Regions from separate parts of the Homo sapiens genome. Here region 1 is linked to region 2. Evidence: read pairs that join two places in POLR2A ChIA-PET (ENCODE). Cell type or tissue: MCF 10A. All regions are shown on one strand. Links, peaks and the distances in the headings refer to the core of each region. The heading gives the core; the rest is flanking DNA.

The links. ChIA-PET counts read pairs that join two places held together with the same protein. Peaks named below come from ENCODE experiments on the same cell type or tissue, not always from the same donor. Only the 100,000 strongest peaks of a DNase experiment are listed, where the experiment ranks them.
Region 1: POLR2A ChIA-PET joins it to region 2 with 5 read pairs; 3 of 35 experiments call an interaction of 5 or more read pairs at or near these places.

Annotation. Positions count from the first base shown.
Region 1 is chr20:39,819,289-39,836,048 of GRCh38, forward strand. No RefSeq gene overlaps it. Among named protein-coding and RNA genes, the nearest start is that of LINC01370, 180 kb to the right of the region's middle. RefSeq lists an enhancer at 6,736-6,865. In MCF 10A, for the core only: no CTCF peak of the experiment used is centred there; a DNase peak (open chromatin) is centred at 6,453.
Region 2 is chr20:39,870,247-39,887,006 of GRCh38, forward strand. No RefSeq gene overlaps it. Among named protein-coding and RNA genes, the nearest start is that of LINC01370, 130 kb to the right of the region's middle. In MCF 10A, for the core only: a CTCF peak has its summit at 10,865 (motif pointing left); DNase peaks (open chromatin) are centred at 8,745 and 10,845.

The sequences.
Region 1 (16,760 bases), core at 4,396-9,395, 53 kb before region 2:
ATTTTATTGTATACTATGTGTTTAATATTTAGCAGAAAGAATAACAGATAGAAAAAATGAAAGAGTAAATGAAAATACAGATATACAATAAATGAAAAAGAGAGTCTATATTTTACCACTCTGGATAATTGCTATATCTCTAGAGCAGATATGTATATGTGTATGTATAAATTTTAACAAAATTGGTATTGGAATACACATAACATTTTAAAACATACTTGTAAACTTTAATATCTATCTTTCCATGTCAATACATATTTATCAACCAAATCAATTTTAATTGACTGGACAATGTTGCACAGTATAGATATCCATTGCTTAATTTGACCTGTTATTGAACAGTAGGTTATTTCCTTTTATAGAAATGTTTTGCTAGTATAAACAATGCTAAGATAAACATCCTTGTATATACTTTTATGTTCATATCCTTAATGATGTACTTTAAATAAATTCTAACTGGTGACACTGCAGTCTTATTTTTAACACTTTTGATAGCTTTTGTAACACTGTCCTTCAGAAAGACTATGCTAGTAAAAGGGTACCCACCACATGCCAGCACTAGTAAGTATTATGTAAAACAAATAAAAATAAAAACTAGGCCAGGTGCGGTGGCTCACGCCTGTAATTCCAGTACTTTGGGAGGCCAAGGCGAGCGGATCACGAGGTCAAGAGATCGAGATCATCCTGGCCAAAATGGTGAAACCCCATCTCTACTAAAAATACAAAAATTAGCTGGGCCTGGTGGCGCACTTGGGAGGCTGAGGCAGGAAAATCGCTTGAACCCAGGAGGCGGAGGTTGCGGTGAGCTGAGATCGCACCGTTGCACTCCAGCCTGGAGACAGGGCAAGACTCCATCTCAAAATAAATAAATAACTAAATATAAAATAATAAAAACTTTATCAGTTGGATAGAAAATGTATAATCTATTTTAATTTGCATTCATTTTGTTACCAATCAAAATGAATATGTTTTCATAATCTTATTATTTTGCAAGTCTTTGCCCATTTCTTTATATTTTTATAGTTGATTTATAAGATCTCTTTTTATATTGAAGATAATAAACACTTATTTTTCACATATACGGCTGATACTTTCTCCATTTGAAAAAAAATTTTGTGCAGCCATGCATGGTGGCTCACGCCTGTAATCCCAGCACTTTGGGAAGCTGAGGTGGGAGACTTGCTTGAGCCTAAGAATTCCAGACCAGCCTGGGCAACATAGCAAAACCCTGTTTCTCCAAAAAAAAAAAAAAAAAAAAAAAAAAGCTGTGCATTGGGGCATTGCAGTGTGCATGTGTAGTGCCAGCAGCTACCTAGGGGGCTGAGGTGGGAGAATCACCTGAACCAAGGAGGTCAAGACTGCAGTGAGCTGTGATCACAGCACTGCACTCCAGCCTTGGTTACAGAGTGAAACCTTGTCTCAAAAAAAAATTATTTTATGTTTAGTTGCTAATTTTAAGAGACTTCAAATATTTACGTGTCAGTTTTAGTCATTATGTTTTCCAGCTTTTGTGAAAGACTTAATAATGTCTTTTCTAGCCCAAGATGTTTTTATAGTTTCACTTTAAAATTTAACTTTTTAAGATATACATAATTTATATTCTTTTATAGTGAGACATAAAAAGCTAACTTCTTCTCTGTTTGCTTAGCCAGTTCTCTCTGATCTGTGGTTAAAAATCCACTGCCAGGCAGAGTGTGATGGCTCATGCCTGTAATCCCAGCACTTTGGGAGGATCGCTTGAGCCCACAAGTTCAAGACCAGCCTGGGCAACATAGCAAGACTCTGTCTCTACAAAAATAAAAATAAAAACTAGCTGGGCATAAGTGTGTGTGTGCCTGTAGTCCCAACTACTCAGGAGGCTGAGGTGAGAGGATTGCTTGAGCCCCGGAGTTCAAGGCTGCACTGAGCAGTGATCATGCCACTGCACTCCAGCATGGGCGATAGAGAAAGTCCCGGTCTCAAAAATGAAAAAAAACAAACAAAACCCTTTCATATAATATCACTAGTTGTTTGAATGCTGGTCCATTTAGCCTGTGACAGCTTGGCTCCTCTTATCTTCCTCCTTCCTGTTTCTCTCATCCCTTCATCTTGGGCTCCCTCTTCACGTAGCTTTCCACCTCTCCTAGAAACCCTTACATGTTCAAGCCTTTATGTCACTGCATACCCAAGTCCCTCTGCCCTGCAGTGACTTCTCTCCACTCTCACCCTAACCCCTTCTACCAAGAAAACCAGACATCTTTTAAGGTTTACGGAAGGTGCTACCTCTACTCTGTGCCCTTTAGTTCTCCAGATATTAACTTCCTCCTCAGGGTTCTCACAGGAATCCATATTTCTGTTGGAGCCTTGTTCTGGTGAACAGTAATTGACAGTGGACTTTGGGCCCTTCACTAGCAGTTGCCCTACCATATTTATCTCTATAACCTCAGCTCTTTCGGCATACAGTAGGTGGTAGAATAAAGTTCCTTCATTGAACAAATTAACAATCGACTGGCATCTCAAAAAACCTACCTGACTCTATAGGTAGACTATAGCAGGGATATTTCTTGGTTTTCTTCCCAGTATCTCATTACTGGGTTATCCAACAGTATGCTAAATTCCAATAGGGGAATTCATTTTTCTGCCATACCCTACTGTGCATTTGAGGTGAGACTGACTGGCAGCCCAGGGTGTCTGATGGGCTTAGGACAACCTGCCTATTCCATCATGGCCACAGTGATGACTTCTGAACCGAGCATGTAACCCAACCAGCACCTTTGGCCTGAGAGGATGTTTTCTGAGTTTGCAAGGAAAGGATGGCTTATTCCTTTGTAGAATGAAATAAGAAGCCCCTACCTACCCAACATGCACACAGGACACGAGGGAGGAATGCTATAAGCCTCAGCAGTTGGTACTCTTCCTCAGACCTACAGAAGAGCTTTTCAGAAATGTTGCCCACAATAAACAAGCAGAGCCAAGAAAAACTAGGCAGAAACCCAGTCGTTGTTATAACATTTAAGTACTGGATCATATTGCACCTGAAGTGGGTACCCCTGGGCTGTTTAGTTACATGAACCACTGCATTCCCCTTATCAATTAAGTCCATTTGAGTTAACGTTTCTCTTAAATGTAACTATAACAGTCATAACATATATAAGGTTATTGGATGGCTAAAATTACAATGAGACATGAAGGAAACGTGGGCATATCAAAACAAAGGATAGAGGAGAGAAGCAAGAAATGGTAAATTAATGCTGCAAATACTAATGGTGACCATCACCAAACCATGGGAACTAAGATTTCTAAACAGTCTTCCAGATACCAGATCATTGTTAGCAAAGCAATTTCCTATGTATTTTATTAGTTTCTTTGAAGTATATAAAGTTTCTTGCCCAGCTCTTGGCACAGAGTAGTCCTCAAAACCCAATAATTTTCATAATCCCACTTTCACCCAATCCCCCTCGGTCGTAACAATCAACAATTCATCTTAGGATAATAAAATAACCACTTGAAAGCATGAGTTATTGTCTTTGACTTTAGAGAATTCATGGAGTTTAAGAAGGTGTCAGATGGAAAAATATAGAAAGTTGACTCGTTCCCCAGATGAATGCAAAAGTGAAACACCAAGTGATTGTTTTTAGAGGAATATGAATCATCACAGCCCTGGGAGATAAAGCACAGTGCAAAAGGAAATGTATCCAGATCTTGCCAATATTGATATTCAGCCAGTACCAGACACTGGGGAGACAGTGATGGAAAGTCAGACATTATACCTGGCCTTTTTGGGTACCTCATATTCCAGTGGAGAAACCAAACAATAAAACTAAATAGAGTAATTTAACTTTTAATAAGCTGTGTGCCTAGGGCTAATTTGGGAAGGTAGTCATGGAAGGCCTCTCAGCATCGAAGGCTTGGCAGTTGAGTTATAAATTATGAGAAAGGGCCAGCCAGGCAGAGGTCTGGAGAAGAAGAACCCAGGCACATGTCCAGCAAATATGAGGACTTCAACTATGAAAGGAAAGAAAGAGAGGCACAAAGTACCATAGGCATCCAAAGAGGGCAGACATAGCCGTTTACAACTTGCAAGGGCCTGGAATGTGGTTATGGTCAGAATCCTGCAAAGGATCAAAGCTCTGGGCCCCCAAGGAGGGGTTATGTCTGAGGCTGACTAATGTCTTTAAACCTGGGCCAGCAGTGACCACAGAGGAGGCTGAGGCCACTGACATCGGCATGACCCAGGCCGGCAGATGCTGACATTCCTTTACTATGTGATTCCCACAGAGCTGGGGCTTTTCATCACGAATGAGCATTATTAGTAACCAGACTCAGGGGAGGGAGGGGGACATGTATGCAGGGAGTGAGAGGCAAAGGGAAAGTGGGAGAAAAACAGGGCTGGACACATCATGGTGCCAGGGACCCAAGGTCAAGGGGCGAGACCCTCAGGCTCGATGGCATTTGGGGTGTGGGACACTTCTGGCTGCAGGGCCCTCAGCTGCCTAGTTTAAGACTATGGGTTGTGTTTAGGGGTTACCACCTCAGTCTGGGAATGTCACTGTTCCCCTGAGACTAATATTTCTCAAGAAGCTACTGTTTCAGTCACTGAAGCCAACAGGGTCTCTACATGGGGTGACCATAGGATGTGCCACCTAAACTGGGACTTTTCAGGGTAATAGGGAGTGGGATAAATTCTAAACCCAATAGAACATTGAGACAACTGGCATGAACTGGGCCAACTGGGATGGACGGTGGCCTTGCTCATACCTCCCTGCTCTTGCGGAGGCAGTCATTGACTGACTTATTAATGTGTGTTGGGTGTTAAGAATTGCGCACGCTCATCTTCTCCTTTAAGAGGTAAGCAAATAGTAGCCCTGAAGAGTCAAGAATACTCAGGGGCTCAGTACGAAAGCAACATAGTATTCCAGTTAGAGTGCAGGTGCAGATTTGGATACTCCTTGCCTCCAATCTCACTGCCACTGTTTACTCTGAGCAGGTTGTGTTGCCTCTCTGAGCCTCAGTTTGCCCATGTGCAAAATGGGAATGATAATAATAATACTTACCTTGCCAAGTATTATAAGCTTGAATTGAAATAATGATGTAAGGAGGTTAGCATGGTGCCTGGTGCATAATAAGCAGCCACAAATGGCAGTTAATAGGATTAATTCTCAGGGATGGAGAACCCTCTAAAAGGTTGCATCAGGACTTTGCTAAACAGGCCTCTAACAGAACCTCATTCTCCATCCTCTGGGTGCTCCTCCCAGGGCCTGGTGTATGCGTCTCCTTTAGAAGGAACACACACACATTCTTCTGCCCAGGGCATGTCTTTCCCTACTTTCCAGAGGAAAATGTCCTGATTCATTTTCCCTGTCAGGAGGCTGGAAGGAACAAGCAAAAAGAAGGAGAGAATTGAGGTCATTGGTCCATCCACACATAAGCTCCAATTCAGTCTTTCCAGGGAATCACTCTGGATTTACTCACCACCAAGTGACAGATGAGAGCAACTTAGTAATTTGAAAACCTGGGAAAATAACATGTATTCTGAGATGTTCCCAGTGCTGGTTTGGAATTACTGAGCACTGTTCATTTCAGCCTTCAGCAGATCATGCCATCCTGAGTTGGAGTTGGCAGTTCTAGGGAGGTCCTGAGATTAACCCAGAGACTGAGACTGGACTCCAGGGAGTCACAGCCCAGTTCAGGCCTTAGCCAGGGTCCAGACTGTGCTTGCTGGGTTTTCAGCTTTTCCAAAACCTGTATAACCAATCCCTGCCTTGTTGTCTATCTTCGATTCTTAGCAAGGTTCCTGTTTCAAGATGCAACCACAGAGTAGAATCAATGTAAAAAGACATCTATACAGGGAGCACTGTGAAACACACAGAGGGCTACAATCTATTATTGCCAGGTGCTGGAAGATCAGGAAGAGCTAAGTAGAAGAGGCATGACATGCAAATAGGGCCTAGGAGGATGAGGATGAGTAGAGAGTTTAAGTAAGAGTGGAAAGGAAGGACATTGAAAACACAGGAACACGATGCACACAGGTAGGAAGACAAGGTGGTGTTGGCAGATAGATCATATATACATGGGTAATGCCTGGGAGCAGGCTTAGGAAAAAGCACTGCCTCAATTTGTTCTCTTATTAATTAGTCTAGTGTCTTTCTTAGTCACAGACTGTGATATCCAGGGTCCAAGATGACCTCTAATGATCTCCTCCTCCTGGTTTTCTTGTCTTTGTGTGGTCCTTACTCCCACTTAATAGGGCTGACCATGAGCCAATACGATGTTGTCAAAATTAAGGTGTGACTTCCAAGTCTAGATCATACGATATGTTTCCACTTTGCTCTCTCTTGGCTCCTAGCTGTGGGTAAAGACAGCTACCCTATCATTAGGACACTCAAGCAACCCTACGGAGAAGACTATGTGGTGAGGAACTGAGGCCTCCTGCCAATAACCAGTACCAACTTGCCAGGCATGAGACACCTTGGGAGTGGATTTTGCAGATCAGGCATGTCTTATATGAAGGCACACCTGGCCAATAGCCCATTTGTTGCTTCAACAGCCAAAACCACCCAGCTAAGCTGCTCCTGGATTCCTGACTCCTGGAAACTACATGCCAGTAAATTACCTTTACTTTAAACTCTAAATCAGAATAGACTATGTTGTGCCTTTTTTTCTTGGAGCTTCCACACAAAGGGATCTTCATCATGGACTGTTTTGCCACAATAAACAGAAGATCTCCTGGGGCATATTAAAGGGAAATGTGTCCTTAGATAACCTGGAAGCTAGATGTTTGTCAATGTGGCTTCATGTGGTTGCTTTCCTCTGCACACATTCTGCATTCTCCTCTATGCAGCTCACTTCCTTTGTACGGCTGTAAGTTTCCATTTACCTAGAACTTGCATTTGCCTATGGTTTGTGGTGGCAACCCTGGCTCTAACCTTACATGACGTTATTGATCCAGAGTCAATCTCAATCTTACCACATGTTTTGTGAGCTTACTTTATATTTTCAAGAACGAGGATGATTGGCTCCTCTTGAGTCAAGTACCTGCCCATGAACTCTTCAGGTAGGACCAAGGAGCAGTCACCCAGTATACACATGGCTCCTTAGCTTCCTTCTTTAGGAATGGACTGGAAGAATCATGACCAAATGAAGGGTTATAGATCTGGCCAGCACTTCAAACATTGCCATGTGTAGTACATGTAGCCCCAACTAAGAACTTCCCAGAAAACCTGCTGCAAGATCAAGATCAAACACTCTCTCCATTTTTATGAACACACTAGGGTGTGAAACTTTCTCTCCCGAATAAGAAGAAACTTGAAACAAAATCCTGTTGGTAGCCAGGCATTAGGATTCATGACTCAAGACCCACATTTTTACAAAAGCAATTCCAAACTCTCAAAATCAATTATGCATCATATTATATCCTCAGAATAAAATAAATATACATCCCAGAATTAATATGAAGGCATAAACAACTGCTGACAGCCTATAAATTGTATTAGGAAAACTTTGATAAACTCTTACTTTTCCACACTTCCCTCAACCTCATGACAATAACTGTTTAGATTCAACACATATCAGGGGCATATGCAGCTGGAAGTAAGGAGAGTTGGAAATAAATAAAAAGGAAAACAGCAAGAGCAGGAGAAATGAGCAGAAGGTTAATGACTTTAAAGGGGAAAAGGTCACAAGAAGAAGTGAATCTGATAGCCCTGGAAAACACCCTTTTTCCTTTCTGATAAAGGAAGGTAGCTAGGAGTGTCTTTATGAATTTACTTTTCATGCTTTCCCTCTGGTCCTTAGCAAAGAGGGGGAAATTCAGAATGAGCTATTATTTACTCAAGAAATAGTTACTGGACATCTGAAGGTGTCAGAGGCGTTCGAACCAGAGCAACTCCATCTTGAGTGAGGGCTAGGAAAATGAGGCTGGGACCTGCTGAGTTGCATTTCCAGAAAGGTATTCCTAGCCTCTAGATATTTACACTTAAGGGAACAGATTGATAATGTTTACTAAACAGATCCAGACTTGGGACTCTCCGAATATCCCGATATCTTGAGAACAAAGGCATTCCTAATTTTGCTTTAAAGATAATAATATTGGCCAGACGTGGTGGCTCATGTCTGTAATCCCAGCACTTTGGGAGGCTGAGGTGGGTGGGTCACTTGAGGTCGGGAGTTCGAGACCAGCCTGGCCAGCATGGTGAAACCCCATCTGTACTAAAAATACAAAAAAAAAAAAAAAAAAAAAATTAGCCAGTGATGGTGGCACATGCCTGTAGTCCCAGCTATCTGGGAGGATGAGGCAGGAGAATCAGTTGAACCCAGGAGGCAGAGGTTGCAGTGAGCTAAGATCATGCCATTGCACTCCAGCCTGAGCAACACAACAAAACTCCATCTCAAAATAATAATAATAATATTGATTCTTGCAAAATATAGTAATTAAGAAAACCAATCCTTTGTCACAAACCCTGTAGCAGAGCACGTCTCCCAGTGATCTTCTCTTATCCTGTATATAAACAAGCATTGTACCTAGGGTGGACATATTCCTCCTCTTACTTTCAGGAACGTCCTAGTCTGTCTATGGAGTAGCTGTTCTTTCATCACTTTACTTTCTCAATAAATGTGCTTTCTCTTTGCACTGCGGACTTGCCCTGAATTCTTTCTTGAGTGAGATTCAAGAACCCTTTCTTGGGGTCTGGATCGGGACCCCTTTCCTGTAACAGAGGGACTAAATGGAGTCATGATCTCAGGCAACTTAAAAAAAAATACAGGAGACAGTTGAACAAACAATTGAAGAAAAATAGGTTCATTGCTATATCATGGGCATTGTACAAAATTAATTATGTGTCCAGGAAGGTGGGGGGATTGAGCTCCTCACTCTGTTGAATGGGTTCATGGAAAGGGCAGTATTATGGGTTGAATTGTATCTCTCCCCCAAAAGTCCTAACTAACCCTCAGTACCTCATAATGTGACCTTACTTGGAAATAGGGTCATTGCAGATGTAATTAGTTAGGTTAGGATAAGGTTATTAGGGCCCTAATTCAATAGGACTGGTATGTTTATACAAAGGGGGAAATTTGAACACAGAGACATGCACACAGGGAGAATGGCATGTGAAAATGAAGGCAGAATCAGGGTGATGCTTCCACAAGCCAAATAACCCTAAAGATCATCAGCAAACCACCAGAAGCTAGGGGAGAGGCACGAAGAGATTCTTCCTCAACCTTCAGAAGGAACCAACCATGCTGACTAACACCTTCATTTTGCATGTCCAGCCTCTAGAAATATGAAAGGATAAATTTCTGTTGTGTAAGCCACCCAGTTTGTGACACTTAGCTATGGCAGCCCTAGCAAAAGAATACAAACATTTTATAGTTTCTAAAGATTAAGAGAAGACTAACCTGCTAAAGATTAACCTTCAGGCTGAGGGGGCCAGAATAGGGCTTCAGTCACTTGAGGAGGGTAGACTTTGGGAATATGAGAAAATGCCTCATGTTGTAGGAGTGCACGTTAGAGAGGGATGCAAAGTGTGGCTGTAGAGAAAGAGAAAGGGAATGAATTGCGAAGGCACGTGTTGGGATGTTGCAACATTTTTAAAGGAAAGCTGGGGAAAAGAGAGGTATTGAGGCATCGGAATCACGTGAGGGCTGCTCTGTGATAAGTCTACAGTATACCTGGTAATAACAGATATCCAAAAGCTATTTGTTGAATGAATCAAGAAGAATTGGCTACTTCAGTGCAAATAATCAAGCCATGGGACATCCAGCATCAGGCTCTACCACATAGCCTATTGCATGAGTGTTCCAGGTGTTTCGTAGTCCCCTGGTGAAAGAAGAGCCCCAAAGGCAAGACACTCATTTTCCCTGAAATGAAAAGGTCAGCCCTAGCAAAGGGGAGGAAGTGTTCCTTGTACCTCTGTCTTCCCCATGCTTCCCTGCCTTTCCACCTAACTCGCTCATCGAATGTCGTTTAGGAACCATGGGTTGCCAAATTTCTCTTTAACCTGAATTATATGTTTGGAGACAGAAAGTGTAAGATGGACTGAGAAGCCAGGAGTAGTAACCAGTAGGTGGAGAGATAGTGACCAGCCCCTGGACCCCTTCAGAGGACTTGCCCCACCTCTGAACTGCTCTTTCTGAAACATCTTGCTTTCTGCACAAATCATGTTGTGGGTCGTGGTGGGAGCCAGAGGGGGGCAGCCTTGCAGCAAAATGCCTGGAGGCTGCATTAACTTCTTTCCCTGACAACTTATATGGCAGCTAATTTATATGCTACCTCCTATTAGTTTGGGGGAAAAATATAGCTAACGATAACGAAGAGAATGCCATCTATTTCTTTAGCTTAAACATGCCTGCTTCAGTGGTGAACAGTTGATCTCTAAGCTTGCTGTTTTCAGGCTATAAAAGCTGTTTATTTCACTCTATAAAAGAACATTTGAACTTATATAGCTATTTAAGTTTAAATGTTTTAGGGGAAAGAAAAATGCAAGGGGAATTAGCAAAGAGAGGCTGAAACCTGATCTGGGCTGCGGGGTTTGCATAGAAACTTCCCTCTTTGGGAATCCCCCCTGCCTGCCCCCAGTACACCCACTGCAGCACCAGCCCACAGGAAATGTACTGAGCTGAGTGTGATTTCAACATTAGTAGTCATTTCGGCAAAGCTCTCAGAGTCAATCATTTCTCATGCGCTGGTGTGATTTGCATTCACTGGGGACCCCTTGGCTCTTAAAAAGCTGCAGCTGCCCCAAAGAGGTGAAGGACATTAACAAATCTTTGTTGTTTTTCTCTTAAAAACTGTGAGTTTGCATGAGGGATCTGGGTAGAAATGTGCTTCTCTGTGCATCATGGGAGGCTGCTGCTCTGTTGGCTCTGAGAATGACAGATAAGTCTTGAGTTTTTGACAAATAAGCTGCTTTCTCTTGAGGAGTGCTCAGACTTCCAGTTAGCCACCAGAATGCTGGCCTTTATGTCTTTCTGGAAGAGTTAAACATTCTCCAAACAGGCTGACCATGCATCTTAGTTTGCCCAATACAATCCCAGTTCATGCCTGTTGTGTTCTTGGTGTATGTTCAATGGTGCTTCCTTCACCCTTCAGAATGTCCTGCTTCAGATCATACCTTATATGACAAATCTATTCCTGGAAGTCTTTTCTTGCATTTTAGGCCACATTTGCACCCAATTTGGGGAGATACAAGTGCTTTGGGATACAGATGAGTTTGAGAGGTGAGTTCTCTTGGTTTGGGTTCCCATAAGATCAGCTCTGAGTCAATTGTGTGCAAGTAGCGTATTTGGGAGGTGCAGAAAACACCTGTTGGCAAACAGGGATATAAGAATAAAAGGACAGCAACTAAAATAGGTGCCCTGGACATCTGGAACTTAATTCTGCTGAGGACACTCTGGCAGACAAAGAATGCCATAGAATCATTTCTCATGGTGGGTGAAGATAATCCCAGGGGTGTTATTTCCATTACTTCCTGTCTGCCTGCTAGAGGGCAAAGCAGCCTTCAGCTGCTTTGGAGAAAAGCTACAACTATAGGAAAGAAGGATGAAATGGAGAAAGAAAACACAAGTGTTATCGAGTATCCAAATGTTTCCCAATCTTTCTAGGCTTAGCTTAATTGATACATATGCTCCTTCAGCAGGGTCATCTTCATAATGAAATTATTTTAAGTGCAATTGTTTAATGTATGTCTCACCTGCCAAACTATGATCTTCATGAGGGCAGGACTGCATAGGTTTTCTTCAATATGTTCTTTGAACATAGTATGATAATATTTGTCAAATGCATCAATAAATAAATAAATTGTGTCAGTTGTGTCATATACTCCATCACTCAATGTTTTCCATTCTATGACGTAACGATTATAATCTCCAATTTGTAGGCAAGAAAACAAGAAGACTTCTCAATATTATGTTGTTAGGAAATACAAATCTAGGTCTGTCTTACTAATTCCACCCTCTTCCAGTATAGTCTTCTGGTAAAGAGGAGTATTGATAAATAAAGATGTTCCCACTTTTTTTTTTTTTTTTTTGAGACAGGGTCTTGCTCTCTCACCTGGGCTAGAGTGCAGTGGAGCAATTATAGCTCACTGAAGCCTTGAACTCCTGGGCTCATGCAGTCATCTTGCCTTGGTCTCCCAAGCAGCTGGGACGTGTAGCATGCCACAGTGCCTGGCTAATTTAAAAAATGTTTTTGTAGAGATAGGGTCTTGCTATGTTGCCCAGGCTGGCCTTGAACTCCTGGCCTCAAGCAATCCTCCCACCTCAGCCTCCCAAAGCACTTGGATTACAGGCATGAGCCACTGCGCCCAGCCAAGAACTTCCCATTCTTGCAGGCCTCTTTGCATCTCAGCATGTTGTGTTCTACAACCACACATGCTGCCTAATCCTAGTCTGCCACTTCATATACTCTTGGCCCTTCTCCAATTTACCCTCCTATTTTAGGGTGTCAGACTCAAGCCTGCTGTAATTGTTTAAAGACTTAACATGGAAAAGGATAATGTTTTGTTTGTTTTAATCTTCAGGCAAGGGAGAAAAAGCCAAAGTTTCAGAAGCTAGTGCTTGCCTTTCCCACGAATGATTCTGCTCCTGAAAAAAAAGGAAAGGCACTTAAGGATTTCTGACATCATTTTTTTCCCTTCTTCATTGTCAAAAGTCTGGTCAAGGTTTGATGGGGGGCGGGGTGAAGTGAGGTGGGAGAGTCGAGCGCTGTGCTGGTAAATGTTCAAAAACCAGCTCCCCTGGAACAAACTTTCATTTGTAGCATATGCCACTTTCCATGGTGTGAACTTAAAATTGACCACTGTGGCCAATTTTAAGCTATCAATGTTGAATCACTGAATGTGAATGTTGAGAATGGACCCACAGTACTACAACATTATATAGCATTTCCATCACATGGATATAATAGATGTAAACAACCTCACAAGCATGGATTGCAGTACAATAATTGAAAATAGTGAATTTTGAGTATTTACTTATTACCTTTTAAAATGCAGTTTATTAGCTTAAAGTTTATTAATGTAATTTTTATTAACAGCTGCATCTAACAACTAGAACACAAAATTTCTGTAAGTTTAATCGTCAGCTCACATGGGCTGCTACAGCTACACCATTTTAGAGACTCTCTCTTGAGTAAGTCCTTTAGTTTGTAGATTCTATTCAGATCTTTGTCCTAACTTCAAATGAGTGAGATCTCCAGGTGAAATTGGCCAATGGAAAGTGGTTCAAGATTATGGCTGGACAACTGGAGAGTGAACCATCTTTTGATGCTCTCAAAGTTTGAGACACTTTGTGTGTGAGATATTAGGCTTGCCACTACCCTCCTCCCTAATGAATTATTGGCCTTTTGTGACCCTGTGTCTCTGGAGGCTGACTCCTAAGGAGTGCACTGCTCAAGGTCCTTTGACCTTTTGCTTCTTGCTAAGCTCAGAAAAAAAAAAAAAAAAAAAAAGAGGCACTGGCAAGATACATGAAATAAGAAGGAGAGAGAATTGGGAGTATATATACCCCTACTCTCTCCCTGCCTCACTGCAGTTCTGACATTAGCTAAAAAGGCTCCTCTTAGGTGGGCATGTTCCATGGCTCTCACTAGACCAGTCCCAGTTCCCTCCCCTTGGCTTTCTCTATAGCTGCTTCCTGGGTGCCCCACCAACTTTCAGTCCACACCTCTGTAAACAGTCCCTTTATTAAATTCTTTCCAGCTAAACAGTTTTGAGTGTGCCTTGTTTGATAGAAGCACCCTATATGATATACCAAGTGCATATATCCAGAGTAATATATCCAACTGCATTGGTCTTTAGGAAACCTAATAACCTAATTGCTCATATGGGGAGCACATTTCTACGTTATATTCTATTATGCTCACCCTGTCACGTCCATACTATTATCAATGTCCAGTTATCAATGATCAGTGGGAAAAGGGGACACAGACAATTAGCTTTCCAAATATAGGGCTTTCTTAACTCCCACATGCAACTTCATCCACCCAGTGAGCACACCATCAACTCACCTTGACTGGTTGGCTGAAAGTGGCTCATGCTTTGCTTTGAGAACCAGGATTTGGCTCTAATATTAGGCACAGCCTGTCCTGTGGGACTTGTAATGAAACCAGGCAGCTGCTAGGGCTCTCTCTTATAGTCCCTATCTTGTTCATCTGGCACAACAGCTATTTCTGAATTCTGCATTTTGTATTCTTCTTATGGACACCTTTCTCTGGCCTGACATTCTTCTTGGTCTATTGTCCCAGACCCACGCACGAATTCAGTTGTCAAAACATCTAGGAGCCAATGCTAGGTCATTAAACTAACATAAATTGAGACCATGCACCAGTTACACACTCAACTCATATTAGCACAGTGCTAAGAAGTTCACACATACAGCCTCTTCTACCATGGTAAAAACCCAACGAGATGGGTACCATTTATCCCACTTCTCCAACCTATTACCTACTGCTTGTGCTGGTCATTTGTCTGCACTCGGATATATTCCTTACCCTTCTTTCCATCTTCTCTGTATTATAGGAAACTACATTTACAGGCTCCCTTGACCACTAGTTTCTGGCTAGATATGGCCTACTGAAGGACTTGGCAAGACACAGGACAGGAAAAGGCCAGGGTAATTTTCTTCCTCTCCCACCTGGGGCAGCATCTCTGGAAGCAACTGTGCTTCTCTTGCAGCTCCCACTCTCACTGGACAGCGTATGCCTTGATGGCCTAGCAGGCCTACCACAGTCCCAGTTTCCACAGGGCTCTTGGGATCCTGCAAAACTGCTTTCTTCTTTTGTCCCTCCAGCCCTAGATAAGGCACTCACTTTCTACAGTTGCTAATTTCTTGCTTCATCTCCTCTTCACTGTTTTAGTTCTTCTTATACCTTAAAACTAATTCCCTACATTAAATTTTCTCTATTGAAGTACTTTGCACGTGTTTTGCTTTCCTGGCTGCACTTGACTGGTGAGTTTCTCTATCCCTTGTCTTCTATAATCATATTTCTATAGCTCTGTGTGTATGTGGGTGTGTGTTTAATTTATTGAAAGCATCCTGTACTATAACTATTTGTTCCCTTTATAGTATTAACTAGAAATTTCTATCTATAACTACTTACATTAATAACAGTTTATGCCCTTTTACCTGTTTATTGTCTGCCTTCCCTGATAGCCTGTAAGCTCTATGAAGTCAAGCATTTCACATATTTTATTCATTGATGTATTTGCAACACTCAATAGATGACTGACTTGTGGGTAATCATATTAAATAAATGAGTGAAAACATTAATGAATCCCCATTTTACATATAAACACACTCAAGCCTAAAGAGGTGAAATAATGTTTAGATCATCTGATTTTGTGCTGCCAGGTAGCTCAGTGAACTGCCTCCTTTATGCCACCTGCTTTTTTTCTATGGATTTAGAATTGTGGCCCAGATTTCCTATGGTAGCAGCCATCTTATTTCACCTTGGATCTCCCAATCCCATTGTCCCTGTTTCTCCAGCACCACTGTGTACCTGCTCTAAACATAGCCTGCTGTTGTGTCATCCCTGTCATACTAGGCTGTTTATGCTTCCTTCCATGGCACCATGAGCCATATTTTCCAATATTTCTCCCAGTCCTGGGGTGGTCCACATTTCATTCCAGCCTGGATCCCTGACTTTCATAAGAGTACTTATGAAACTGCATGCCAACATTTCCTAACAACGTATAACATCTGGTGGAACTGAGGAACTCAGGCCCACACCTAAAATAGGGGGTTTCCCCAAATAACCTAGCCTGAGCTGAGTCTGGCCTGAGCTCCCTGCTAGTGTTGCCAGAGAAAATATAAAATACCCAATTGAATTTGAATTTCAGAAAACAATATATATATATATATATACTGGTACTGAAAAAGTATTTGTTGTTCATCTGAAATTCAAATCCAACTGGACACCCTGTATTTTTGATTGCTACATCTGGCAACCCTACTGTCTACAGTTGTCAAATAGTGGGAGAGCTGAAACATTAACTAAGACTATGTTCCTTTCCAAGAGAACTTTTGAAAATTATCAGAATCTCCCAAAGAGATGTAAAAAAACAGATCCCCAAGTCCAATCCCAGACCTGTTTGTTGGATAAGACCTCGGATCTGCTTCTTTAAAAGCGTCTCTTGCATTCTGTGAGTCAAGCAGGCTTTATGACAACTCTGATTGTTGCCATAACAGAAGCAATGAGAGAAATCAGTGGATGCAGATATAAGTGAAAACAAAACAGAACAAGAGTTTTAGGTGACACCAGAAATCAGGCTATCTGATTCTCAAATATTGTGCTCCTCTGAAGCAGAAGGGAGGGACTGCCTGTGCCCAGAACTGTTGACCGATCGTGTCCTGGAGACTACTTCCTGTCCTTGTTCTCCATCCTTGCCTCCTCAGCACTCTGGATGGCGGAGGTCCCGACAGTAACCAGGCAACTCTAGAGTCTGGCCTGAGCTGCCTGCTAGGGTTGCCAGAGAAAATATAAAATACCCGAATCAATTTGAATTTCAGATAAACAATATCTATGTATATGCTGGTACTGAAAAAGTATTTGTTGTTTATCTGAAATTCAAATCCAACTGGACACCCTGTATTTTTTATTGCTATATCTGGCAAACCTATCTACAGTTGTCAAATACTGGGAAGGCTGAAGCGTTAACTAAAACTATGTTCCTTTCCAAGAGGACTTTTTTCTTTTGTAAAATAATTTTCAAATTTTATTTTAGATTCAGGGGATACATGTGCAGGTTTGTTGTGTGGGTATATTGTGTGATGCTGAGGTTTGAGGT
Region 2 (16,760 bases), core at 6,850-11,849:
GGAATTTCAGCATAAGTAGTTTATCTGGGTTGCGACCCCAGCAGGCACAGTGAGGGGGTGGAGAAATGAGTCAGGGAAAGGAAGAGAGGCAATAAAAGTGGTATTAACTAGTGTGTTATCGCTACAGGAAGATGGGCCTCAATTCCATTGGGGACTCCTAAGAGCCTGTGCAGAACATACCTTGGAACTGGCCTGCTATGGGGCAAAGAAGTTGGAATGTCATTCATCAACATCACCAACTTTTATCCTTAATTATTATAAGGTTACCCTTGGTGGTGTCAACACCTTCAGGTTTCTGGGTGTCCAGCGCAGTGGGCCACAGTTCTCCTGTGGCCAGAGGACATTCTGTGGCAGAGAGACACAATTTCCTTTGACGTATATGGGGATTCTTGTTAGGTGACCTCTGGGGTAAGCTGATGGGGGACAGGGCCAGACACCAACAGTATCTGCTACAGATGTTAAAAAAATAAATAAGATGACACATTTAAGGATTTAGCATATAAATGCTTAATAAATGCTAGCTGCCATAATTAAAATGATAGCATTAGCACTATCATAACTAGTGCAGAACTCATATTAAAATCCAAGTTTTGTGAATTCTGGTCTCAGAGTATTTTAATTAATGGGGGAATCTTCATGTTTCTTTTTCATGGTTGTATTTCCCTCGTTTAATCTTTATGTTTGTGTAAACTAACCCTCAGTTCTCCATTCTTAGGGTAGGAATAATTAAATGGGAACCATTTTTGCAGACTAAATTTTCCATCTCTGAAATTCTGTGCTTCACCTTAGGAAAACCCCCAAACTAACATTAGCTACTATTGTTGTTTTATTTCTTTAAGCCATGCCACTTATGGCTCTGGGGTCAGGAGATAGACATCTTGTTTTTATGAAGGCTCCCAAGGGGTGAACTGCAGTCAAACCACGTTTCCCTGGAAGACTTCAAGCCATTTTAGCTGCTCAATGGAGAACACATCCCAGGATGCAGGCAGGTTTCCAAGACAACTGGGGGTTTGATTGTTCATAGAAGGATGGCCAAAGCAGCTGCATATTGGTGCTTTGGAAGTCTCAAACTATTCCACAAGAGCTTTGAGTTCTGTAAATCCAAAACATATTTGCTACAAATATTTTTCTTTTCATTTTTTAATCACATATATATTACAAGGGAAATATATTCCATCTGATTTTTTTTACTCACTTATATTGTCCAAATGAAATTTTGAAATGTATTTGATGTTCTATAATTTAAAGAAAAATTCACTATAATGGAAAAACATATTTGGTAAAAGGCAAGTGCTTCTGCTCTTCATGCTGCTAGTGACTGTGGGTCACTGAAGTGGCCTCAGAGTCAACACAATGAATTGGCCATGTCGTGGATTCCTTTGAAGGATGGTTCCAGCTCTCTCAGTGGCAGATACAATGGGTAACAAAGGGCTCATCTAATTCTATTAATCACAGAAACTTGGCAAAGAGAAGAGTATGGCATAAAGAGGTTCAAGGACCTGAAATACCAGTGAGTCCAACCTCACTTTATTTTACAGCTGAGGAAACTGAGCCCCAGAGGGGAGAAATTCTTTGCCTAATGACACATGGTTAATTAAAGGCAGATTTGGGGTCATAAACTTAGGTCTCCTGAGACTAGGAGCAGGGTACCAGTATTCTTTCTACTGTCTGTGCTGTAAAGCATCAAAGCACAAATACAAAATCTGACTGCAAAACTGAAATCACAAGTGTGTTCAAGAATCATGGGCTGTTATGAATTTTGGAGGAACAGGGAATACAGAAGTTTTAAAAACAGACTCTCCTTCAAAGAGCACAGGCTCTGGGGTAGGCTGTGATGTGCTCCTGTTGCAATTTTACTACCTCCCTAATGATAATGACTTTGGGAAGTTACTTAACTGCTCTGAGTTTCTGTTTCCTAATCTGAAAAATGGGTTAAAATTAGCATCCACACATCAGATTGTCATGAAAGTTAGATAAAAACCTGGATATAAAAACACTTGCTACAGTGGCTACCATGGAGCAAATATTAAAAATAAAACAAATAAAAACCTTTTTAAAAAAAGTATTACTATTAACATTATTATTCAATGATCTTACTTTCCAGGACAGTGCTTCCTAAAACTGTGTTTTGTAGAACACTAATACCAGACGATGGATGTGAATTGATGTTTGGGTTTGTGTTTGTTTGTTTGTTTTTGTTGTTGTTTTGAGACAAGATCTCACTATGTCACCCAACCTGGAGTGTAGTGGCATGATTATAGCTCACTGCAGCCTCAAACTCTTGGGGCTCAAGCAATCCTTCCTCCTCAGCCTCCTGAGACTACAGGCAAACACCACCACATCCTGTCCAGCTAATTTATTTATTTTTTGTATGTGGAGACAGGTTTTCACTGTGTTGCCCAGGCTGGTCGTGCACTCCTGGCCTCAAGCGATCCACATAGGCCTCCCAAGTGGGATTACAGGAGTGAGCCACCATGTCCAGTCTGTGAACTGATATAACAAACAAATAAGTGCAAAGAAAATATCCTATATTTCAGTGTGTTTTGAAAATACATACTCCACTGTTTTCTTGGCTATTCTTAATGCATAATATGCAACTGGTAGTCTGTAAGAAAGCATTCAGGAGAGAACACTATTAAATTGTGTTGAATGTAATGTAACCAAAAATCATGTATTTTTCTTTTTAATAACATGCATAAATTAATACTGTATGCAATAGCATTCTGTTATATATCAGTTATGAGAATGTCAGTGTAGGAGAGATAATAGGTAGACACAAAGCTATAATGCACATGGATCATGATCCATCATCAAAAGATGTGTAAAGGTGACTGCCAAGAAGCATTCCTCTTCCAAATGTGTCTGCTTCATGGATTCTTCATGAAGGAAAAATTATTACAGCAGAAGAGGGTTAGGGGTTACTCAGAGATTGAAGTGAGGAAGTTCCTGGACACAAAAGTAAGAAAGTGCTGAGGAAGTTTTGGAGAACAGCAAAAATCCAACTTTACACCTTCAGCAGTGGGCAGGATTTGGGGGAAGCACTGGCTAGAGATTGTGGGACCAGCTTATCTTCCTTTTCTTTTCCAAGGGCCGGAAGTATGCAGGGTTTATTTTTACATTTACAACACCTAGTGCAGGGTCTGGCACTAAGTAGGACTCAATAAATGTGCACTGAGTTGAGACCAGATCTAAGTGGATGTGAAAAGCCATGACAAGGAATCTGGATGCTATTTGGCAGGCAATGGAGAGCCCTTGAAGCTTGCTGCTCAGGGGAGTGACATATTCAGAAAAGTACTTAGAGAGATCGGTTTGGCACCAGGTAGAAGATGGAACCAAGGAGAAAGAAACTGGAGGCAAGAATAAATCCAGAATCCATGCACTATTTTAAACAAGAAGCAACTGAACTCATGGATGGACAGAGGAGTGGAGATGCAGACAAAAGAGCAGCTGCAGAGGTAGAAAACTAACAGAACCTTCAGTAATAATATTTCTTAAGTTAAAAGAGGAAAATTAACAGGGTTTCATCAATGATTTCTTATTGTGCAAAGAAAAAGAGATGAATCTTGAGACTCTGAGCTCTGGTTCTCTTAAAAGTGAGAGAATGGTAGTGTCAAGGACAGTCAAAACGAGTGGGGAAAGTAGACTGTTCGAACTGTGTAGAAAGATGAGCCCAGATTTGAACTTTGAGTCAAGCTTGAGGAGCTGACAGGAAATAGGGCAGATAATCAGAAAGAACTTGGAAATGTGCAACAGAAACATGGAGGATAAATTAAAAATGAAAATGTATATCTGGGATCCACCTGCATGGAGCTGAGATCCGATGTTCCGTGAGTAGATAGGAGGGTGATTTAGAGACTTGAGGGAAAGGAAAGTGAAAGTCAGGAGCATCATTTCCCACCATTGTCCACAGCTGCAGCCTGACACAGCTTGTTCCATGCCCACCCCCTGGAGGCAGATGGCTACGTGCAATCACACCGCTGTCCAGTGCCTGAGTCAACCCTTTAGCTCTGGTCTAGCTCCCCCTAGGGGTGGAGTTTGAGCATGGTCTTGCTGTTTTGTCTAGGGGCAGCCCTAAACACTCACCTGCCCACTCAATTGAATTTTTTCCCTGCCCCTGTAGTTGTCTTCAGAATGCAGTCTCCTAAATAAGACTACTTGGATTTGAACTTCAGCACTAGAAGAATGGAAGAGTTTTTTTTTTTTTTAACTTCTCTCTTCCTTTTCATAAATAAAAATAATATGTATGTGATAGTGTTTGCTTATGAAGAGTAAATGTAAAGCATTTGGAAAATTCTTGACATATAGTAGAAGCTTAATATATTTTTCCCATTATTATCTGTTTTATCACACCAGTTATTTGTGCTTAGTACTGATGCCTGGGCTTATGACTCAGTTTTCGTGAAATTATTAGAAACCTGCCCTGAAGCTCTGTTCCCGTTGCAAAACAAACAAAACTCAGTTTAACTTGGGTCACCTCCAGAGTCAGGCTCTTGTCCACCCTAACCCCTGTTTCGAGACTGTACTGACTCTTGTCATCATAGGAGAACAGAAACTTCCGCACCCCTCCCATCACTCACTCATTTATTAATTTATTGAATCACCCATTCAACTAAGATTTATTAAGCATTCACTTTGTGATGGGCACTCTGTCTACAACTACCAGGTAACACTATCTGGAAACTGAGGTAGCCATGCCTTTGCTATTCTGGACACTGTAATACTGTAACCCTCCACTGCAGCCACCATGACAGCAGGAAGGATTGACACTCTATCCTCACATGAATTTCCAGTGTGCTTTGAGGTTGAGCCACCAAACTCCTCCAGCAAACTGCCTTCTTTTATTTATTTATTTATTTATTTATTTATTTATTTATTTATTATTATTATACTTTAAGTTTTAGGGTACATGTGCACAATGTGCAGGTTAGTTACATATGTATACATGTGCCATGCTGGTGCGCTGCACCCACTAACTCGTCATCTAGCATTAGGTATATCTCCAATGCTATCCCTCTCCCCTCCCCCCACCCCACAACAGTCCCCAGAGTGTGATGTTCCCCTTCCTGTGTCCATGTGTTCTCATTGTTCAAAATGATGAGTTCATGTCCTTTGTAGGGACATGGATGAAATTGGAAATCATCATTCTCAGTAAACTATCGCAAGAACAAAAAAAACCAAACACCGCATATTCTCACTCATAGGTGGGAATTGAACAAACTGCCTTCTTATATCTCCCCAGACTCATGAGCAAATGGTAGCACAGGGTAAAAGCCCAGGAAGTTCATGCTGATGCCTTGGGAGGATACACAAGAGGGTCAGTACTGCTTTTACCCCATGATGATGCAGGCAAGAAGACATCCATCCTCCCATATCTGTTTACATCAGCCCTGATGCCTCATAAAACTTCCCCCCATACAGTCATTAACGAGGTGGTAACAAGGATATCAGGGGCCCAGGGGAGACACTCTGTTTGATGTTCTGGATGAAGGAAATGCAGACTTGCTCTTTGTGAAAGTATGAGGGCTAACTTGGAGGCCTGCCTGACAGTCCCTGTAAGCTCAGACATGAAGTCAGGGGAATACAATTGTGTGAAAGAAGCAGAACAGTGAAGTGTTGAGATGGCAAAATTTGGAAGCCCAAGGGCAGGGAGCAGAACAGGAAAAACAGGCATAAGAGTTTTCCATGTGGGTAACATAAAATGATTAGTGACATCCACATCAACAGAAGGCTCCCTGTTCTTTGCTTGTGGTGTGTTTTTGTGTAGACATCCACACTTCCGATCCACAGTGAAGCCTACAAAGGGGCTGAGCACTCTTCCTGCAGTGAACTTATACATGTGCAATTGTACGTGTCTTTATTTTTCTCTTTGTTATTTGTGCTGCATTTAACCCTATGGCTGGAACATTATAAATGTTGAAAACTTTGTTGAATGAATAAAGAAATAAATGGCTCAAAGATGGGACCATTTAGCAGGAAGAAGGACCTGCCAACCTTCTTTTTCTCTTTTTTGTCTATGGAACCAGACAAGGGCAAAGGATAGGGAAGTGGCACTGGGGAATTCCACTCTAGAATGTCCTTGAGACTCCCAGTCATTGGTAGGGCTGATGCTTACCGGACCTTCTGGTGCCAAAGATCAATGTCACCATAACCAGGGTAATGTGGGGAAGGCAGACCTCAGTCCTCAGCCCAGAAATGGCAAGTTCTTCTCACCCCACATCCTCTCACACTCAGGGCTGGCAGCTTTTGAATGGGGAAGGACCCTTTGTTCTACCCAAAGATGATCATCTAAATCAGACCAACAGTCCAGCTGGGACATCCACATATACCTTAGTATTCTCTAGTATTTATTAGAAATTGGGCAACTCTTTACCTTCTAGGAACAATCTGCAGTTGTGTGGAAGGATCATTGACATTGTAATATCGACAGCAAATAGCTTTTGAGCACTTATTTGCGTGGGATACTTTTAAAATCTTCTACAGCCATTATCTCATGTGTCATCACAACATCCAAGAGGCAGGAACCTTTACTCCTCTTGTTTAGTACATAAGGAAAATGAGGTCTGGAGAGGTAAATTAACTTTTTTATGGTTACAATGCAAGCTATTGGCAAATCTGAACTGAATCCAGGAATTCAGCCTTCTAAGCAACGCTCTTAAGCATTGCACTGAATAATTAGACTCATGTTTATATCTAACTTTACATCTAGCACTAGATGACTTTGTGGTTTTAGGTCTATTACATGCACTAGCCTCCACTGTTCTTATCTATAAATGGAAAACATAGTGTGTCCCACGATTCTTGTAAGGATATGTGCTAGACACCTCATCAGAGCAGTGTCCAGCATATAGGAGGTTACTTTCATTCCCATCACTTTGGTCATTAGGAGAAACTCATGAGGAATGTTTTGGTCTCCAGTTCTGCCGAGTCTGTCTCTTCCTGGATCTGCGAGTATATATGATGGTACTCTTTTCCCCTGGCAAGAGAAGGGCAGCTGGGAAACTGTTGCCTCTCAGGATAAAGGAGAATTATCTTCGAGGAGTGCCAAGTGCGTGCTTATTCATAAAACAAACATTTATGGAGCTTCAACAAGAGTCTGGGCAGCAGCAACTATAGCGTCAGGGACTGTGCAGTTGGTTCATTAGAAGCTGAAGCCCCCCTGGAGGCCTGCAGGGAGCGGGCCTGGAAGGGGGAGTGGAGTGCAAAGGCCAGCTGGTTCTCTGGCAACAAAGTCAACATCGCCCCAGATGTCTGCCCTGAGGTTGAGGCCATTAGCTCCAGTTTACCTGTTCACTTCATTTTTCAAAATTAGCCACAAAAGCCTCCCACGGAAACACAATGGGCAGCATTTCTCAGCGGGGGCAAAAAGAAAACAAAGCATATCTTTCCATGCACTTGTTTGGAGTTTCTGAATGTCCCCCAGAGCCCTGGAGGCTTGGCAGGCACGATTTGGATTGCTCCCACATGGATGTCTGTGGAAGCCCCACTTTTCTTTCCTCTCCCAGATTCACCCCAGCTAAGGCCAGGCTGTCCCACCCCTGTCATCAGCCTTGCCTGAGCACCCCAACCCTAAACCCAGGAAGACAATGACTTTCTCATTTTCTTGCTCCTTTTTCCTAGGGGATAATATTACAGTTTAAATTCCTGGGTTGACTTTGAGAGTTGCTGGGAGATGGTATTAGCTTTCAACCACCTGATTTAATCTCTTCTCTCACTCCCACCTTCCCCCACTGCTGTTCAGACAAGGCAGAGGGCAAAGGGGAGAGGTGAGGAGGTTAAACGCTTGACTGCAGAGACATCTTTTCATCAGGTTTTGTTGAGAGCAGGGCAGACAGGAGTAGCCAGGGTGTCCGTAGGGCAATGACAGCTTGTGTCTGTCTCTTGCTGACTGTACAGCCCCATATGAACTTATATGGGAGAAATGGGGAGAGAGGGCCAAGAGAATGTAATGATGAAAAGAAAGATGAACAAAAATATAAATACTGAAGTATAAGGCTGTGCAGTTGGAGCTGTCCAGTGCAAAATACATTTTTGCCCTAAGACAGTTCTCTCTAACCTAAAAATCAATAGAAAGTTATGCAATAACCTACTGTGTGCTAAAAAAAAAAAAAAAACTTGCCCCAAATAAAAATAAATTGAAAATATTGGTAGGAGAAAAAACAGCTTCTTTAAACACAGGCCAAATGCAAAACAAGTGAAGAGAGAACCCTCAGATGTGATTTATTGGTTTCTATTTTTAATCTTTGGGGAGTCAAGGGAATAGGAGAGATGCCAGGAGTTTGGAAACTGGATACAAGGAATGTTTTTATTTACACATGATTTAGCTACTAATTAAATGTGTCGTTTACTGTCTATCCTGCCTGGAATGTAAGTACCAAAAGGACAGGGACTTCTGCTTGCATCTTTTCCATTGAAATATCCCAGTGCAGAGAAGTGTGTTCGATTTGTAGTAGGTTTGGAACACTATGTGTTAATTGAGTAAATGACAGGAAATAGAGGTGAGTCTGCAGCTTCCCTCAGCAAGGTGTTTTTCAGGACTACTGTTTGCAGGCCAGGTAATTGTGGGGGTCTCTTCTTGGTTTGAGTCTCTATTTGGAGCTCCCAAACTTCTCTCCTCACTATGTGTGTGTAATGTATGTTTTCTTGTCTTTACTAAAGAAGTTAGTGAAAGATTTTAGTATCCTCTGACTCACCATCCTCCTGACTTCAAGAGCTCTTTCTTTCTGCGTCGTCCTTGGCTCTGGTCTTAAACTCAAGCTACTTTGGGTAGTGTAGTAGGCTGAACAACAGGCCCCAACAGGCATCAGTTCCTAATCCTTACAACCTTAAGTGTTCCCTTATTAGGGAAAAGGATCTTTGCATATGTGACTAAGGATCTTGACCTGGGAAGAATATCCTGTTTTATCCAGGTGGTTCTTAAATTCAATCATAAATGTCTTTATAAGAGAGAGAAAAAGGACATTTGATAAACTCAGCGATGAAGACAATGTGAAGATGGAGGCAGAAATTTAAGCGATGCAGCCACCAGAAGCTGGAAGGGGCAGGGAAGGAATTCTTCACTGAGCCTCCAGGGACAGTGTGTTCCTGCTAACACCTTAATTTTGTCCCAGTGAAACTGATCTTGAACTCTGGCCTCCAGAACTATGAGGGAATACATTTCTGTTGTTTTAAGACACCCAGTTTGGGGTAATTTGTTTCAGCAGTCATAGGAATCTAATTCAGGAATGCTACCCTACTCTTTTCCCTTGGAGCAGAGCTAAGGGCTTAGTCAGAGGTAAGGCTGGTCAGAACTGAAGAGAGACTGGAATTAAGGACAAGAAGTTGGAACTGGGGGCTGGTGCAGTAAAGTAAAGCCAGTTGCTCTAAGACACGAATGGTGAAATCTTAATGCTGTAACACAATATACATTTACATATTGCTCTTATAAAGCCCGGTTGGCAGCAATGGTGAGGGTGGAGATTCTGTTTCATGAGAAGGACTCAACTGATGGAGGCTCAGCCATCCTTACTGCATGATTTTATTGTAACTTTTGAGTTCAGTGGTACATGAGCAGGTTTATTATATAGGTAAACTTGTGTCATGGGGGCATGTTGTACAAATGATTTCATCACCAAGGATCACCGAGGTATTAAGCCTAGTACCTTTTATTTATTTTTCCTGATTCTCTCCCTTCTCCCACCCTCCATCCTCCAATACAGCCCAGTGTGTGTTGTTCCCCTCTATGTGTCCATGTGTTCTCAACATTTAGCTCCCACTTATAAGTGAGAACACTTTAATTGATGACTTTTGAGGTTGTCTTGGGCATCTGCATCAAGGACTCAGATGAAGATGGGGGAAAGAGGGGGGCCAAAGGGTATTTATAATCCAAGCCTGCAAATGGCATACATTACTTCTACCCATATTCTATGAAGTATAACTTAGTCATATTACCCCACCTAGATGCAAGAGGTCTGGGAAATCTAGTTCCTGCTAGGGTGGCTATATTCCAACCACAATTTTATATTATGGAGAAGAAGCATGAGTTCTTAATGGACAACAAGCCAAGTTCTCAACAAAAAGAGAGAAATGCTACAAAGGCAAAGGGACTAAAATAAAAACAGGGTAGTTTAACTCAATATGAGTTTCATTTCAAAAGTCACACAAAATATTATGAAGTAGAATATAAAATTCACATGAGTTTTTAAGATATGAATAAAAAACATAAAGCAAATCTGCCTTTATTATTCATTTTTGAGAAGACTTCTCATCCAGTAGGCTTATGTATCTACTCCCCTATGCCTTGCACTGCTGAGAATGTAAACACAGAGTCTGCAACCAGCAAGACCAGGGTGCACATTCTATTTCCTTTACTTACTTACGTGTGTGACCTTGAGAAATTATTTCACTGTTCTTAAGCTTTTATTTCTTTATATTTGGGAACAGGGGAGTTTCTGGAGGTCACACTATCTTCAGGATACAAAGACGAGATATAGAGAAGAAAACTGCCTAAAGCATGCGCCTGTAGTCCCAGCTACTCGGGATGCTGAGGCAGGAGAATCACTTGAACCCTGAACCCAGGAGACAGAAGTTGCAGTGAGCTGAGATCATGCCACTGCACTCCAGCCTGGGAGACAGAGGGAGACTCCGTCTCAAAAAACCAAACAAACAAACAACAACAACAAAAAAAGAAAAAAACAAAAAACAAAAACAAACAAAAAACTGCTTAAAGTATTTATTTCTGCACCTTCAAGAGTGGGATGAGTCAAGATCATACTTGAAATCTGAGCAAACATAGTTGAGTGGCCAACAGAAACTACAATGCACATACCTCACTTCCTGATTAATGGGCCTCCCTCCTGGCAAGGATGCTAGGAAGAGACACTGGTAGCCTGGTGAGTGCCACCTAGGGGATGCATGGGGAGCAGTTTGTGGGTGCAAAGAAAATGATGAGGTCGATGATTTGCATTTATAAAGAATTAACTTGGCTGGGAGCGGTGGCTCGTGCCTGTAATCCCAGCACTTTGGGAGGCCAAGACAGAAGTATCGCTTGAGCCAAGGAGTTTGAGATCAGCCTGGGCAACATAGGAAGACTCCAGCTCTACAAAAAATAAAATAAAATAAATTAGTGTGTGTGGTGGTGTGTGCCTGTGGTCTCAGCTACTCAGGAGTCTGAGGTAGGAGGATATCTTGAGCCCAGGAAGTCAAGGCTGGAGTGAGCTATGATCCCACAACTGTACTCTAGCCTGGGTGACAGAGTGAGACCTCCCTCAAAAAAAAAAAAAAAAAAAAAATTAACTTGAGACTATCTGCTCCAAAGAGCTTCTAGATACTGTTTTGTTTATTTGTTGTTTGTGCCACGATCTCGAGAGCATGTAGATAATTAATCCTGAAGTTGCACATCCGCATTCTATCTTCTGTTCAATTCATTCATGTAATTAACCAGAAGGAATTGTGATATAAGAAAAGAATTTTACAAAAATGCTGCTCTTCATGGGACAGTTAACCTAGAAACGGAACTGTCTATTGCCTGCAAATATTTGGCTTTTCCTCTTCTTATTACCACCCAAAAGGGGTGGCTTTACTTATAGGGCTACCTAGAGGGGAAGAAGAACCAAGTCAGGCTAAAAATCCATGACAGAGAGTCAATGAGTCAATGAGTCAACACACACACACACACACACACACACACAGACACACACAATATTTAATAACTCTAATAATTGATGATAATATGAAAGTCTGGAAGTGTCTATACAATAAATATGTTAAATCTGACTAAAATTAAATGAGATAGCAGAAAATGTAATAAAAATATGATATAAAGAAAGAAAAGAACCAAATACTACTTCTAGAAAAGAATAGAGAAAATAAAGACTTTTTTTTTAAAGCCTTCATGAACAAATTAAACACCAGAATAGACACAGCTGAAGAGAGAACCTATGAACTGGAAAACAGATCTGAATGCAGCACTACAAAATAAAAAGGTGATTGATATGTATCGTCAGGTCTAAATTGCAAGAGATGGCCAACACTGGTGAAAAAGTAGTCTACTAAGAAGCCTGACAACTGCACTGAGTAAAATATGAGGCATGGTTTGGGACAAGATGTTCAGAACTAATACTAGGAACATGAGTGGGAGCTGGAGTTTTGTTTATACATTGTTGCATAGTGGTGGCATTCCCTAACCCCAATTCTGTGTGACCATGATCTTTTTGGTACTGTGTACATGCAGTCTCTCACAGAATTACTTCAACTGGTGGTGTTACTGAGAGACACTGAAACAGCAATAGTTTATTCACTGAATTTTTCTTTAAACACAGATCTGTATATTAGTTTTTTAAAAGAATATTAATAATAAAATTATATTTTATATGCCTTCTTAAATGGTGTTCACTAATGTCAGGCTTAGGAGAAAATATTTAAGATTCAGTAGGAACCTAGTAAAACTAGGGCTATAATTATAATGGAAACTGCATAAATCGCTCCCTCTCTTACTCCTACAGCCAGCAAGACCTCTTAGGGAGTTCCAGGTGGATGGGAAAAGGGGACCAAATGAGTTCATCACCAGAAGCAGGCCTCAGAAGAGAAGGTAAGACTCACTCATCTCCTGGTGGGCATATTCTTGCACATAAAAAGGTCAGTATGTGAAAGGAAAGTTCTTGGCTACTAACGCTGCAACCAGACACTTCCTGCTGAAAAATCTCAGAAACCCCTCACTCTCACCTCACACTATCAGGGCTGCTATTTTCAGCTGTCCCTCTGCCCTATTTGCCTTCATGCCTCAGAAGGCACAGAAATCATAGCCAAAGTTTGAGCTGACAAATGTTCATAAAACCAAAGAATTCCCAAGCAGGATTTTGAGCTTGACCTTAGAGCAGTTGGTCAAGTTGGAGATATATTTTTAATGTAAATATTTCTGGTAACATGAGCTTGGGATTTATGCCAGCAAAGCTTCTGAGGGGCCTTTTCTCACCCTGTGCTCTGTGCATAAGTTTCTCCTTCTTAGACACTTTTCCTCTGTTTAGGAACAAACTTTGTTTTATGATCCCTAAAGCAGTTAGCAAACTGATGACTTTTCTAAAGCTGAGGATGAAAGACCATATAACAGGTTGCAGAGATTAAGTTGAGGTCCTTAAGAAACAGCTTCTGGTCTAGATTTGACACATTTGCAGACACTTGGTTCTAAACTATTGTTAAGCATTAGAAAAGCCTTGCTCGCTTATGCACAATACATTCTAAAATGGACTTGAGGTAGCTAAAACATATAACATTAAGAAAGAGCGTTAGAAATATACAAACAATCAGAACCTTTGGAGAATTAATTATGCTAAATTTAAGACTAATGGAGTTATTACATTTGGGTAATGCTTTTGAGCTTCCTGGTGGCCAGAGTTAAAAGAAAAGTCTAACAAAAAGAGGAAATAGAATGATTTTTAGGGAGAAATAATATATTATTTTTCATTTTATGTATCTTGCCACAGATACAGTTGAAAAGAAATATATTACATAAAACCTTCTAATGGGGGCACTAATAGGTACAATGGAAAACGCCCTCTGCAGCAACGTTAAAACTAAGACAAAATTGGTTTTTAAATGTTTGTTTGATAAATCAACTTTGATGTTTAATAAAGAACTAGGGTACATAGAAATTATTCAAAAATTAGTTGTTGAATGAATGATTAAAAAGATTTAAAAGTGTTCATTTTATTTAATGACCCGATAACTTCTGATGGAATTAACCAGACACTATTTCCTGGAGTGATGGTAATGAAAACCAAATTGGAGTAAAGTTCTTGGAAATGGATGTAGTGATGCAGACACCTTTTTGAGAATGCTGCTGTTAAAAAAACACAGAAAAATAGAGGAAAGTAAAATCAAAGATTTTTTTTTTTAAGAAAAGAGAGATTTGAGCAGATGATATTCTGGGAGGATCCACTGTAGAAAGAGTGCAAAGTTAGGGATGAAACAAAGTTGAATGGCATCTAGAGCACAGGTGGGTGGAGGAACTGGCCTCAGACAGAAATATGGAACCTCTTAGAGTTGCTTTTGATCTGGGTTTGGTAGCATTACCTGCATTGTATTTCCACCAATGTGAACAATTTTATGATTTTTTAAATGAGTTATACTGAACTTTGCTTTCAGATGCCGTTAGGGAAACTGTGGGAAAAGCAGCTAATATTCTCTCTCCACCCTCCTTCAAATGGGGCCATTTTCTATTCCCTTTTAATAGTTGAATGATTTATAATAAGGGAAACTGTGGGAAAAGCAGCTAATATTCTCTCTCCACCCTCCTTCAAATGGGGCCATTTTCTATCCCTTTTAATAGTTGAATGATTTATAATAAGCATATATTACTTTTTAAGTAAAAATAAGTCATAATAACATTGCCAAAAAAATTTCTTCAAATGATATGTTCCCCTTTGAACATAGGTTTGTGTATTCTCTCATTTGTTTGAGAAAGGCCAATGACCTCAGATAATCCTTGAAGTTAGCACTGATTTTCTGCTTAAAGATGGCATTGTTTTGAATTGTCTAACAATGGGTAATCTAAATATTATTTATTTTATGTTTTTGGATATAAGTTTTAGGAGAATTAAAATACATGAAAACTATGATTGAATATAGGAAGACAAGTTGTATAGTATTTATAGGAGAAAATTCCAGCAATAGTCTCAATTGTTTGAGACTTCTCACTTTGTGATAAAAATTGCTCCTGTCATCACTGTCACTGATCTTATAGACAATAATTTTATTTTCATTTTTAGAGACAGGGTCTTGCTCTATTACCCAGGCTTGAGTGCAGTGGCATAAGCATAGCTCACTGCAACCTCGAACTCCTGGGCTCCAGCAGTCCTCTTGCCTCAGCCTCCCAAGTAGCTAGAACTATAGACACATGCCACTATGCCTGGATAATTTTTTTTGTAGAGACAGGGTCTCGCTATGTTGTTCAGGCTGGTCTTGAAATCCTGGGTTCAAGCAATCCTCTCACCTCAGCCTCCCAAATTGCTGGGAATACATGCATAAACCACAGTGCCCAGCCAGGGTCTTTAGATTAGGAGATTTATATTATTTCAAACAGCAAAAATACGCTTGACTACAGACAAAACTGAATTTTAATTAAATCCAAAATGGATCATTGAAAATTTGTTTATTTTTTCTGTACACACACACATACATACATGTCAACACAGGGGCATAATTTATCTTCCAATTGTGCTACTTTTTACAAAAATAGTAAGAACCAAATGTTTAAGAGTGATTTATATTTTCAGTACTGATCTGTATGTTTTGTTCCATGAAAACTATGAAAAATTTTGCAGTTTCAAATCTCAAACTTTTCTGAGTAATGGGTATAGTGAAATTCTTCCATGGTCATGTTAAATGTTTGGGCAAAAGCAGAACATGCTTGAAGGGATCATGCTGTATAAATGTTCTTCTTTCTTTAGATGCTGCAGTAAGCCTATCTCTGCTTCTCAGCTAGTTTTAGAAGTGGCATTCTTACCATCCTCAGAACAATACTCAGATAGGTAAGTGGAGGAAGCTGCCTACAGCAAGCAAGAGTTTTAGTTGACCTTACAGAAGAAGAGTACTGCTGGTCTCCCATCCCTTCCCTGTTTGTCTAAGACTCTGAAATTAAAGGCTGATAGAGTGTGTTTCTTGTTGGATGCACGGCGAAGTTCATCATGTTTAGCCTACCTGCCACTGGGCAACCTAAAACCAGGTATCAGAAGAAAATAAATAATAATCCTGGCGGAGAAAAGTGAAGAGAGGAAACTAGTGAGAAAGTTGTGTGCACAGGTGTGCCTATGTACTTGTGCATGTGAATACCAGTGGGTTGTTTGTTGCAGACAAATGTCAGTTTAATAGGCACATGGCAGAAATTCCTACCACATGAGTTCTCTTTCAGTTTGCTATGGAAGACACAAAAACCCGTGAGCCCATCTTACTGGAATGCAAACGCCCTGAGAGCCTGGCACGTAATAGCTGCTCAGCAGGGGGCAGTGTGACACAGTCATTAAGAACTTGAAGATGCTGCTCCCTCTGGGCCTCCTCTTCCTCATCTGTAACATGGGAGAATCAGTCTTTTCATACAGAGTCCTGTACCGTTTAAATTAGATAATAGATTCCTAACCATGGGACAGAGTAAATATTCAACAAATAGTAACTTTTGTCATTTCTACTTTTTAAATTCCCGTTACAAAATATCTCCCTCCAAGTTAGAATGCTCATTCAAATTTCATAACTGTGTATCTTTGTCTGGGAGGTCAGGGAACGCCTCCAACTCAAAATATCTAAAAACTAACTCATGGCCACCCTGACCTCCCTGCCTGGTGTTTGTTCAGAGATCCCTGTTTCAGAGAACAACATCCAGTTGTTTTATAAACGGTTTGTCATCCTTAACACCTCCCTCTCCCCTACTCCTGCCATGCTAATGTGAGTTCTTTTGATTTAATCACTTAACTCCCTCTTGGAACTCCCCATTTCTTCCCATTGCCCCATCACCTCCACAGTGTAAGCAGCCCGTCTCTACCATTGAAGACTGCAGTGCAGTCCTAACTGGCCTGTTCCTCACATCCTCTCTTGCCCTCCTCCAATCTGTTTCCACATGGCAGAAAGACCACTCGTGCAGGAACAGAAATCTGGCCCTGCTGCCTCTGCTTCAAAACCTGCATCACTTCCCCGGATTCTTAAAATGAAGACCAACATACTTCCACAATCACTCCAGCTTCAGCTGGAGTCAAGCCCCTCCTCCCCCTCCTTTCTTCTCTGGACTCCACTCACAC